Linked DNA regions of Homo sapiens: regions 2 and 3 are each linked to region 1. A link is a contact called in ENCODE Hi-C or POLR2A ChIA-PET data. All regions are on one chromosome and are shown on one strand. The core of a region is the stretch at or near the end of the contact, and the rest is flanking DNA. Distances in the headings are between cores, read along the strand shown.

What was found. A loop is a pair of places that touch in the nucleus more often than their neighbours do. ChIA-PET counts read pairs that join two places held with the same protein, here RNA polymerase II (POLR2A). Pooled maps may share reads with other maps.
Region 2: a pooled map shows a loop between it and region 1 (3-fold over the local background). The contact joins the promoter of LINC02028 here to the promoter of LSG1 in region 1. A Hi-C loop is called at or near these places in 1 of 50 pooled maps. POLR2A ChIA-PET finds 5 or more read pairs at or near these places in 2 of 52 experiments (IMR-90 and activated CD4-positive, alpha-beta T cell).
Region 3: a map with no recorded cell type shows a loop between it and region 1 (22-fold over the local background). The contact joins the promoter of HES1 here to the promoter of LSG1 in region 1. A Hi-C loop is called at or near these places in 1 of 168 maps with a recorded cell type or tissue (naive thymus-derived CD4-positive, alpha-beta T cell), 5 of 37 single-sample maps with no recorded cell type and 12 of 50 pooled maps.

Annotation. Positions count from the first base shown.
Region 1 is chr3:194,670,346-194,673,979 of GRCh38, forward strand. LSG1 (large 60S subunit nuclear export GTPase 1) reads right to left here and starts at 1,846. Exons shown (of 14, transcript NM_018385.3): 1 at 1,719-1,846. The coding sequence starts at 1,817. It overlaps LOC124909474, which reads right to left. Exons shown (of 3, transcript XM_047449428.1): 3 at 3,319-3,634.
Region 2 is chr3:194,069,365-194,072,998 of GRCh38, forward strand. LINC02028 (long intergenic non-protein coding RNA 2028) reads right to left here and starts at 1,606. Exons shown (of 3, transcript NR_136179.1): 1 at 1,458-1,606. It overlaps LOC102724877, which reads left to right and starts at 725. Exons shown (of 6, transcript XR_002959666.2): 1 at 725-911. RefSeq lists a silencer at 1,624-1,803.
Region 3 is chr3:194,134,261-194,137,894 of GRCh38, forward strand. HES1 (hes family bHLH transcription factor 1) reads left to right here and starts at 1,888. Exons shown (of 4, transcript NM_005524.4): 1 at 1,888-2,228; 2 at 2,357-2,452; 3 at 2,701-2,788; 4 at 3,423-3,634. The coding sequence starts at 2,121. RefSeq lists silencers at 1-245, 316-855, 3,582-3,634 and enhancers at 1,846-3,045, 1,855-2,014.

The sequences.
Region 1 (3,634 bases), core at 596-3,095:
TTTGAGGTGAATTTTACTGTATTTCCATTTTACTGATGATGAAACTAAGGCTTCAGCAGATAAAATAACTTGCCTATAGTCAAAATCTAAATGGCACAGGTAGAACTTGAACCCAGATTGTCTGACTGTGCTAGTCAAAATTAGTCAAAACTTTATTTGATATAATCCCACAATAAGAAATACATTTTACATAGTGACCCAAAGGTGTATGTACATATAATGATACAAGCATTCAAGTACCGTTCAGTACAGTAAAATGGCAATAGAAGAATACTGAAACCACACCCTATTACATGCAACATTCTGATATTTCTCTATCTTGCTGGGGAAAAAATAAAAACAAAACAAAACAGCTAGCTGCAGACCACTAAATTGACTTCCAGACACAACCCAGAGTTTGATAACCATCACCCTAAGCTATATACTTAGTATAGATACAAATAAAAAAAAATTGCCAGGCGTGGTGGTTTGTGCCTGTAACCCCAGCTCCTCAAGAGGCTAAGGCAGGAGGATTGCTTGAGGCCAGGAGTTTGTGATCAGCTTGGGCAACACAGCAAGACCCTGTCTCTCCAAAACAAACAAACAAAACCAAACAACCAGGCCTGATGGTGTGCACCTGTAATGCCAGCTACTCAAGAGACTGAGGCAGGGGGATTATTTGTGCCCAGAAGTTTGAGACTGTAGTGAATTGGTGAGTTATGATCACACCACTGGCACTCTAGCCTGGGTGACAGAGTGTGACCCTGTCTCTAAAAATGAATAACTGAATGATGAATGAATTTCCTAAATAAATATTAAGGGCCAAAAGTTTAAGTGGGCATAGAATCAGCAAAAATAAGGAATTAGGATCCAATTCTTTACCATTCATGTTCAATCTTCCCACAGTTTCCTAAAAGGCTTCATTAGTAACAAGTTGCTTCAAAGCTAATAAAAATTACCAGTAATCTAATGTCCAGAGTAACTCTGACCTGATGAATACTGATAAGCACTCCATGCTGTTTACTCTGCAGACTATATGGATGAAAGTCAGCTGGTGTGACAGTGGCACACGCTTACTTAGCTCCAGGGACATATTTAACTAAATTTAGCACACGATCTTAGCACTCAACATGTTCTCATTCATTCCCGGGGGAATGAATGGTGAAAATAACGACTAGAATGATGAACACAAGCCAAATCACTTCATTCATTTTTTTAAAGATCCTTCTATAACCTAGTAAAATATTAGGTCTTGTCACACCTGAAAAATCAATGATTTATCTTTGAGCTAAACCACTAGGGGGTGCTTCGCAAGGATGAGGCAAGGATCTGAATTATTTTATATTTCTGGCAGTAACCAACCGCTTCTGGAGGATCCATTCTTTGAACAAATCAATACAAAAATACGTTTTGTCTTTTTCCTGCTCTGGAAGTTCCAAGCACTTCAGTGGCTTCTAGGGCAAAACCCAAACGTACTCAAGACCTGGCATTGAAGACTCTTCAGATTCTCACTCCACGCCTCATCACCACACTAACTCTTCTTTCAAGCTTCTCCTACCTTTGTGTTCTGGGCCTTGCCAGGAGGAGGGCCTGCTACTCAGCTTGGCAGAAACTCCAACTCATCCTTCAAAACCCGGCTGAGGCGTCCCTCCTGCAAAACTTATCTGACTTTTGACCCCGAATTTTGCAGCACTCAGGCTAGACAGAAAAGATAAGAAAGATGACATGGTCTGTCTTACCCAGGAGTCAGTGTGACGATGGCTTCGGCTCCGCTGAGTCTGATGGCGCATAAGGGCCCGTCCCAGCGACCCACCGGCCGGGGCTCTCCTCCGGCCCATGGCAACACGACCGCTGGACGAAGCTTCCCGGCTCGGCGCGTGCAGTTTCCGGGATTCACAGTTCGATCCCCGGAAGTGACGATAAGCGAGCCCAAGTAGTTCAGGCTCAAACTTGAGAGGGGAAAGCAGAATGACTTGTTCTCAAGTTCTCCTTTTACGTCTCGATTTTACCAGTATTATAGAATATAAGTGAAAAAATGGTTCTGGGAAATTTTCGATAGATTTCCTGGCGAATGTCTCGAGTTTGGATAAATGACTGAGTTAAAAGAATGGTCCATTCTTAATTTGTGCGTCGGTCTTTAGCGTCCGGCGAGAAACTAGAGCACGTCGGAAACATGGCGGTTCCTATTCGCGGCACTAGCTCCGCCTTCCGCTGCTTCCGTCAGGAGGACGCGGAGACTCGGAGGAAGAGTGTTTCGGTGGCGCTGGGACGGGGGCGTTTCCCAGCGCTGGTTTTCTGCTGGCGTCCCGAGGTGTGGTCTCTCCGAGGTCCAGCACAGCAACTAACTTTTTGTTTATCTAGCCGACCCCAGCTGCGAACTGGGGAGAAAAGTCTTCGCCTGGATGTGAATTTGGAATGAGAGGCTGAATAGTATTTCCAGAGCTTGGCAAGGTTGTAGGAAAAGCCAACAGGAAGTGACTTACGCTTTATTTCAAAGAAAAAAAAAATGTTTAAACAGTTCTAATTATATTTTCATTACCCTTTTTAAAAATAATTAAAATGAAAGTGAAAACAGTGAGCCAGCTCCACTCCTAGAGGCCTGGGCTTTTGTTCCTCACTTGAATGTTTGATTTCCCTATAATGGGAATAATAGAAAGTCAGCTTAGAGTGGCTGGTGAACTACATTCTCATTGATCCAGAGAACCATCTCTTTGTTTTGATGCTTGGAGAGAGGAAGCAGCTTGAGCAAGTCGTAGATTGAGTGCGTGCAGTGTCAGGAATAAACCCAAGTCTTGTCACTAGCCTGTACACCCCTGGGGAGAGTGGGGAATGAGGGTTGTTAACATGTATTATTTATTTATTTTTATCTTTTGAGACAGAGTCTCGCTGTCCCCCAGGTGGAGTGCAAAGGCATGATCTCGGCTCACTGCAACCTCTGCTTCCCGGGTTCAAGTGATTCTCCTGCCTTAGCCTCCCGAGTAGCGGGAATTACAGACACGTGCCACCGCACCCAGCTAATTTTTGTATTTTTAGTAGAGACAGGGTTTGACTATTTTGGCCAGGCTGGTCTCGAACTCCTGACCTCAGGTGATCGCCCGCCTCGGCCTCCCAAAGTGCTAGGATTACAGGTATGAGCCACTGCGCCTGGCCAAACATGTATTTTTAAATCATAGGATCGAGGTAATGCATATATTACCTAGCATAGCTTGATTTAGCCATTCCACAATGTACACATATATCAAAACATTATGCGGTACAACGTAAGTAATAAACAATTTTTAGTTGTCAATTAAAACAACAGCCAAAAAGAAATAAATAGGATCAAGAATCTGTTTAACCTAGGGCTTTTCACACTTTAATGTGCATATAAATCCCCTGGGAATCTTGTTAACATGCAGATTCTGATTCATAAGCTCTGGGGTGAGGCCTGTGGCTCTAACAAGCTTCCAGGTGATACCCATAGTACTGGTCCTTGGGTCACACTTTGAGTAGCAAGCGTAGTCCACTCTTTCCTGGTGCAAATGAAGACACAGAAGTGGACTGGCTAAAGGTCAGTCATAGCAAGTTAGCATCAGGCGAAACTGGGTCCAGACTCCCACCCATTCTGAATTCCCTGCCAGGGTTTCTGTGTGCTGCACCTTACCCCTCTTACTGA
Region 2 (3,634 bases), core at 356-2,855, 600 kb before region 1:
GCTGCTGGCTCACCCTTGCCTCTGAAGCTGTGCCATACTGTTCCCTTCACCAGGCACGCCCTCCATGCTCCTATCTAAGCATTCCCTCCTTGAGTCTCTCTAGACTGAGTCACATCCTTTCCCCACTGCTATGGACTGAACTGTATCCCCCAAAAGCCATAGGTTGAAGCCCTAGCTCCCCGTGTGACTGTATTTGGAGACCTGGCCTTTATAGAAGTAATTAAGGTTAACTGAGATCATAAGGGTGGGGCCCTAATCTGATAGGATTGGTGTCTTCATAAGAACAGACTTGCTCTCTCTCTGTGGTCACATGACGACACAGTGAGCAGACAGCCTTCTGCAAGCCAGGAAGAGCACCCTCACTAACAACCTAATTCGCCATCATCTTGATCTTGGATCTCCCAGCCTCCAGAGCCAGGAGAAAATAAATGACTATTGTTTAAGCCACCAGTCTATGGTATTTTAGCAATCATTCATACACACACACAGCATCTGCTTTGTGCCAGCCACTATACAAGTCACTTTAGACGCAGTATCAGTTGATCTCCATTTTACAGATGAGAAAACCGAAGCTTAGATTAAGCAACTTGCCCAAGGTCACACATCTGGTGAGATTCCTAGCCAGTGGTAAATTGCATAACATTCAGCCAACAAACAGAGCAGCTGCCATAAGCAGAGTTCTCAAATAATCATTTGTGTGGAAATCAAAAAGGAGGGCAACACAGTCTCTGCCCTCAGGAAACTCCGGAAGGGAGGAGAGGACAGGTAGGCCATGAGTTACAGGGGGCCACAAACGTCATAAACAGGCGTTTGTCAAAGGCCGCCGGAGAACCGGGAAGCAATGATTGGGCAAATCTGGGAAGACTTCCACAGAGGAGGTGGCAAGCCGGAACAAGGCACACAAATGCCAGGTGCTCGTAGAGGGCTGGATACAATGGGGGCTTCACTACCAGGCCTGTCAGGTGGGGCACCCCCAGAAAATCAGGCTGAGGTGACGGACTGGGACGTCTCGCAGCATGAGGCTGAGTTTAGGCAAAGCTGTCGGGGTCCCAGGACCCATGATTTCCCCCCACCCCCGTCTGCCCCATTCCCAACTTCTCTATGGGGCAGGAACTCGACGAGGGGCACCATGCTGCAGAGAAAGGGCGCCATGCCTTTGGGGCTGGGGCTCGGCAGAAGGTCCTCTGAGCGTGGATTCCAACAGGAGCTCTGCCGCCACCCAGCAGGGTGACCTTGAATACGTCTGCCCGCATGGCTGGGCTTCAAAGACCTTGCCTGGGTGATGTGTGAGCACATGTGATTCCCGCTCACACCAGGCTCTAGGCTACCGTGCAGGCGGGAGCGCGTGGGGTGGTGCAGATCCCTTGCCTCGCCCCGGTGGGGGAGGCTGTTTCTGATTTGGGGGAGCAGGCAGCGTGGGGCCTCCCGTTCAGAGCTCTCTCACCACTGGGCCTGACCTCAGGGCGCCTGGCTGGGGCCAGGAAGGCGTTCGCGTCAGACAACCCCAGCGGGGAAGCCCCCCTCTCCCGCGGGCCAAACCGCAGCTTCTTGCAGCCACTCGCCCCGGCCGGTTTCGGGAGGAGGGCGGCGCTCCGAAGGCGGCCGCGCGCAACGGGGCCTCGGTCTGTGGACCAGCGTCCCCTGAGAAGCAGAAGGGGTGTGAAGGGCAGGAAAGGGGCCGTGCCGGGCTGTCCCTCCCGCCGCCTGCTCCGCGGGTGGCGCCCGGGGCCGGGTGGCAGCGGGGTGTGGGCGGGGAGACGCGGCGGGCGCGGGGGCGGCCGGGCAGGCGGCGCGCGCTCGGAAGTGCCCCCGGGCGGCCTCCGCGGCAGGCGGCTCCTGTTTCCCGGCTCCCGCCCGGGCGGGCGCGGGGCAGCTGCTGGGAGGTGAGCGGAGCAGCGTTTTCCCACAGTCTGGGGCGGTGACACATGGCGCTCACACATTCCACAGCCGGCGGCCGCGCCAGGCCTGGCTGCGAGTCAAGGCAGCGCCGGGAGCTGCCGACGAGCAGGTTCCGACTTTGGCACCCGCCGCGCCGCCTTCCCGCCTTCCCCACGCCCGGCGGGGGCGGAGGGGGACGCAGAGGGGCCCGCGCCGGCGGCTTAACCCTTGGACGTCTAGACACAACTTTGATCAGCAGTTTATTGAATCTCAGTGTGTGTCTCACCCAGGTGCTGAATAAATGTCGAATGCATGAATGAATTACTGAATGAATGAACGAATGAACGAACAAATGAATGGACGCGCGCACACATGCTGTAGGGAGCCCTTCTTGGCTCGCTCACGTAACGCACCTATGCAACAACTGGCCAATACGCTTTCCAAAGCTCCTGACTCCCACTCCGTACATTCTTTGGTGGTGTTTCTTTGAGACAGAGTCTCTCTGTCGCCCAGGCTGGAGTGCAGTGGCGTGATCACTGCAACCTCTGCCTCCCAGGTTCAAGCGATTCTCGTGCCAGGCTCCCACCACCACGCCCGGCTAATTTTTGTATTTTTAGTAGAGACGGGGTTTCGCCATGTTGGCCAAGCTGGGCTAGAACTCCTGACCCTGTCAGGTGATTCGCCTACCTCAGCCTCCCAAAGTGCTGGGATTACAGGCATGAGTCACCGCGCCCAGCCACTCTGTACATTCTTGAAAGGCCCCTGAAGTAAGGGGGGGATGTTGGCACCCCCAGTTTACAAGGAGGAAAGCGACTAGGAGAAGTAGCTTGCTAGGGGTGGCTTTGCACTTCTAGATTCAGATAGGAACCGCCAAAGAGATGGGGAATGGGGAAGCGGGGACATCCCCGTCATCTCCCCTCCCACCATTGGACATGGTAGGCCGGGCGGGAGTCAAGGCAGTGCTTATGCCTCGACTCCAGCCCAGAGCCTGGTGTGAGTGAGCATCACCTGTGGTCAGAGATCAGCCATTTGCCTCTGAGTCGGTGATGAGGGCGTTTGCCAATCTCTGGCGGGACTCCTTCCCACAACTCTCTGTTTACTGATGAGCAGTGGAAACCTTGATCAAAGACTATTCTGGCAACCATTTGACAGAAACAAAAACAATTTGAAAACTGCTTTAAAAAAAAATAGAACTTCCGATTCTGGGGTGGAGATCTGTTCCTATGAGATGGCACCATTCCTGTATTCTGCTTCCCTTGGGCCTCTGTGTGACTCCTCTGGACCTCCAGCTCCCTTACTGCATCTAACTGCCCAGGGTAGAGACTACACTGAAACAGGGACCCTTCACTCCAAATCCCACAAACCGAGGAACCGGCAAATCATCCCACAAAGAAGCTGCCCAGACCCCAGGGCGCAGGAAGGGCTCTGGAAACACTGTGATGTTTCCAGAACTGCCTTACATACATTGCCTTTCATTCTCACAACACCCTAATGAGAGGGGTGGTATTATTGCCCTGGCTTATAGCTAAAAGTACTGACATTTAAAGAGGTGAAATCACTTGCCTAAGGTCACAGAGCTATAAATGTACTTGACCCCATGTTTGCCTAACCACCAACCAGTGCTTTGTCAACCAGGTCTCAAAGTTTAGATGTAATTCAGATTACATTCCGCATACACACCCTCTCCTCTCACCTCCTCATAGCACATGCACACATGCAGACCTGCCCGACCTTTACCTTCTCCAAGTATTAAGAG
Region 3 (3,634 bases), core at 638-3,137, 540 kb before region 1:
CCCGGCGCCCGCCACGTGGCACCCGGCGGCGGCGGCGGCGACTCCTCCCGGCGCGCGGCCCGGCCAGCAGGCAGCACGCAGCCGCCCGCGCCGCCCGCCTCCTCCCGGGCGCCCGCCGGCGGCCTCCCGGGCGTAGTGAGGGGGAGCGGCCCGGCCGCCCGGGACCCGGGGAAGGGGCGGGCGGCGCGAAGCCGCTTTAACCGCAGTCGCCGAGCGGAGGCAGGAGGCTGACCCGGCCGCTTCCTAAGTGCGGTCAGGCATCCCGTGACCGCGGCGGGCGCCCAGGGCCCCGCGGGGAGAGGGCGGGGGCGAGGAGCAAACTTGGAGGCCCCCACCTCGCCCCCGGGCTGTTGCGAATGCGGCTTTCGGCCGAGTGAAAACCCCAAGCCCGAAAGTGAGGGTGGGGAGGCGGGGGTTGGAAGAATTCCCCACTCTCCACCCCGGGTGTGCGCTCCCCGCCGGGAAGAGCTGACCTTGGCCTGGGGAGGCGGGGGTGGGGAGAGAGGGTAAGCGCCGGGGCTCGGCTCCCAGCCCGCCGCCCCCTCGGATTCCTGGCCCGGCGGGGCCGGAGGAGGGGGCCCCGGACACACACACACACACACCCCCCACACGCAGCGCGCGCCAATGAGCCCGGGCCAGGCGCAGGGGGCGGGGTTTTCCCAGGCTCGAGCACAGCAGCTGCTATTTACCTTCTTGGCTTCTCCCGGGGACCAGGAACCGGCCCCCGCTCTCCGCCGCCCGTCGCCGCCCCCCGCCTCCCTGCCCCCGGGGCGCGCGCACACACACTCACTCACACACGCACGCACACACACATCCTCCCGGCCCGGCCGCAGCCGCGGCGGCAATAAAACATCCTGGCACGTGCTCCGGCTCCAGGCGCGCCCACGCCGGCCGGCTGATGTCAAACTGCAGCTCGGCTGGTGTAGCTCTTAAAGGGCCCGCGGGCGCCGGGGGCCGAGGCCGCCCGCGGGGCGAGGAGGGAGAGGCTGCTTCCTTGCCCGCCACCTCAACGCGCCGCAGAACCTAAAGCCTACGGATGAAAAGGGAAAGGGTGGTGAAGGAGGGCGCGAGTCCCTGAGTCATTGCCCTCGGAGCCCCCCTTGTTCATTTTTTCATTTGAAATACCGTTTCCTTCCACCCAGTTGGAAATTATTCTGATTGTTTCCTGGGGAAGCCCGGGGTCTAAGGCCCCAAATCCAAACGAGGAATTTCTGAAAGACGGGGTGGGGGTGGGATTCAAGAACTACCTTGCTCCGAAAAACCTGCATTTGTGAGGTAGAAGGCAATTTTTCCTTTTTCTGCATGGAAACAGGAAAATTTTTTTGGCCCTTTTCCTTTACCATCTACTTTCACCCTCCTGAATGTAAAGTCTGAGCGGGAACTTTAGATGTGTCGGTAACTCACATTCTTACACCCGTCCCCCCCTCCCCCCGCCCCCTTTTAACCACTGCTGTTTTTTTCTTTATTGTTTATACCTTTAAAAAAAATATGTTTCAAATGAACTTACTACAGTCAAAGCAGCTCTGTTACATATGAGAGAGGGCATAAAGAGCAAAGACCCTGGCTCCAAAAGAAATAGACAAGATCAAGACCAAAGCGGAAAGAAAAAAAAAATCTCTAAACCAAAGCCCAGAGGGAGAGTAGCAAAGGGTTAAAATCCTTTTGATTGACGTTGTAGCCTCCGGTGCCCTGGGCTCAGGCGCGCGCCATTGGCCGCCAGACCTTGTGCCTGGCGGCCAATGGGGGGGCGCGGTCCACGAGCGGTGCCGCGTGTCTCCTCCTCCCATTGGCTGAAAGTTACTGTGGGAAAGAAAGTTTGGGAAGTTTCACACGAGCCGTTCGCGTGCAGTCCCAGATATATATAGAGGCCGCCAGGGCCTAGGGATCACACAGGATCCGGAGCTGGTGCTGATAACAGCGGAATCCCCCGTCTACCTCTCTCCTTGGTCCTGGAACAGCGCTACTGATCACCAAGTAGCCACAAAATATAATAAACCCTCAGCACTTGCTCAGTAGTTTTGTGAAAGTCTCAAGTAAAAGAGACACAAACAAAAAATTCTTTTTCGTGAAGAACTCCAAAAATAAAATTCTCTAGAGATAAAAAAAAAAAAAAAAGGAAAATGCCAGCTGATATAATGGAGAAAAATTCCTCGTCCCCGGTGGCTGCTACCCCAGCCAGTGTCAACACGACACCGGATAAACCAAAGACAGCATCTGAGCACAGAAAGGTAAGGGCGGTACCTGTATCTCTTTGCAGCCCCTCAAAATTAAGTAGGGGTTGGGGGGCTTCTTTCTGTCTTGAAACCCCGGGATGGCAGATTCCATGGGAACACAGAACTCTTTTTTTTATTTGCAGTCATCAAAGCCTATTATGGAGAAAAGACGAAGAGCAAGAATAAATGAAAGTCTGAGCCAGCTGAAAACACTGATTTTGGATGCTCTGAAGAAAGATGTAAGTGGGGAAATGCTGCTCGCTCTTTTAATTAAAAAACAAACACTTTCTCAGCTACTAAGAGTGAAACCCCCCGCCCTGCGGGGTCTGGCACTCGCTGGTACTGCGTTCTCCCAGGCGGGAGGGCCCGGCCTTATTCGCTGGGGTCCAGAGATAATGCTTGCGCTCCGTGGCCGGGAGGAGGGACCCCCAGCACTCTGAAGCAGCTGACACGGGGCTCACTTTCCTTTCTTGCCTACTCTATGCAGAGCTCGCGGCATTCCAAGCTGGAGAAGGCGGACATTCTGGAAATGACAGTGAAGCACCTCCGGAACCTGCAGCGGGCGCAGATGACGGGTGAGGGCGGCTCGCCGCGTCCCCCTGTGCGGGCGTCCCGCTCGCCTCGCGGTGATTTCTTCCAGACTTCCGCCCGTGGTTGTGAGAGGCATTCAGCTACATTTTACTGCCTTGGCTCACTCTTGCGTTCCCACGGTCTGGGGCTTATTTATAGCCACAACTCCAAGTTGTTACTGTTCCGGAAAGGGAGGGAAAGAGGTTGCAGCCGCGAGGGTGGCGGGCGCCGGGTAGGGGCGAAAGGACTTAGGACTGTGGCGGTTTGGAACTGCGTGGAGCCTGGGGGTCACTGGTTTAGCACTCCTTCCCGTTGCAGAAGGGGAAATGAGGCTTGGATGATGGATTGGGAGGCATTGTCCAAGGTCACATCGCGCGCGGGGGTGGGGGTGACAGATCTGGGGCTGAGATAGGTTTAAATGCAGCTACAGGGAATCGGGAAGGAGTGGCTCGGCTTTTGGCAGCAACGCTAGTGTGGAGAGGTGGCTGGTTTTTTCTAAACCCATCTCACCCTCCCTGCCGGAGGCAGTTTCACGGGCGCATGGTCAGGGAGGCGCGCCACAGGGACCTCCCAGGGCGGAGGCAGTGGCCACGGGGCCAGGGCCGTTCGGTGACCCGTCTGTCTCTTTCTGGCCCGCAGCTGCGCTGAGCACAGACCCAAGTGTGCTGGGGAAGTACCGAGCCGGCTTCAGCGAGTGCATGAACGAGGTGACCCGCTTCCTGTCCACGTGCGAGGGCGTTAATACCGAGGTGCGCACTCGGCTGCTCGGCCACCTGGCCAACTGCATGACCCAGATCAATGCCATGACCTACCCCGGGCAGCCGCACCCCGCCTTGCAGGCGCCGCCACCG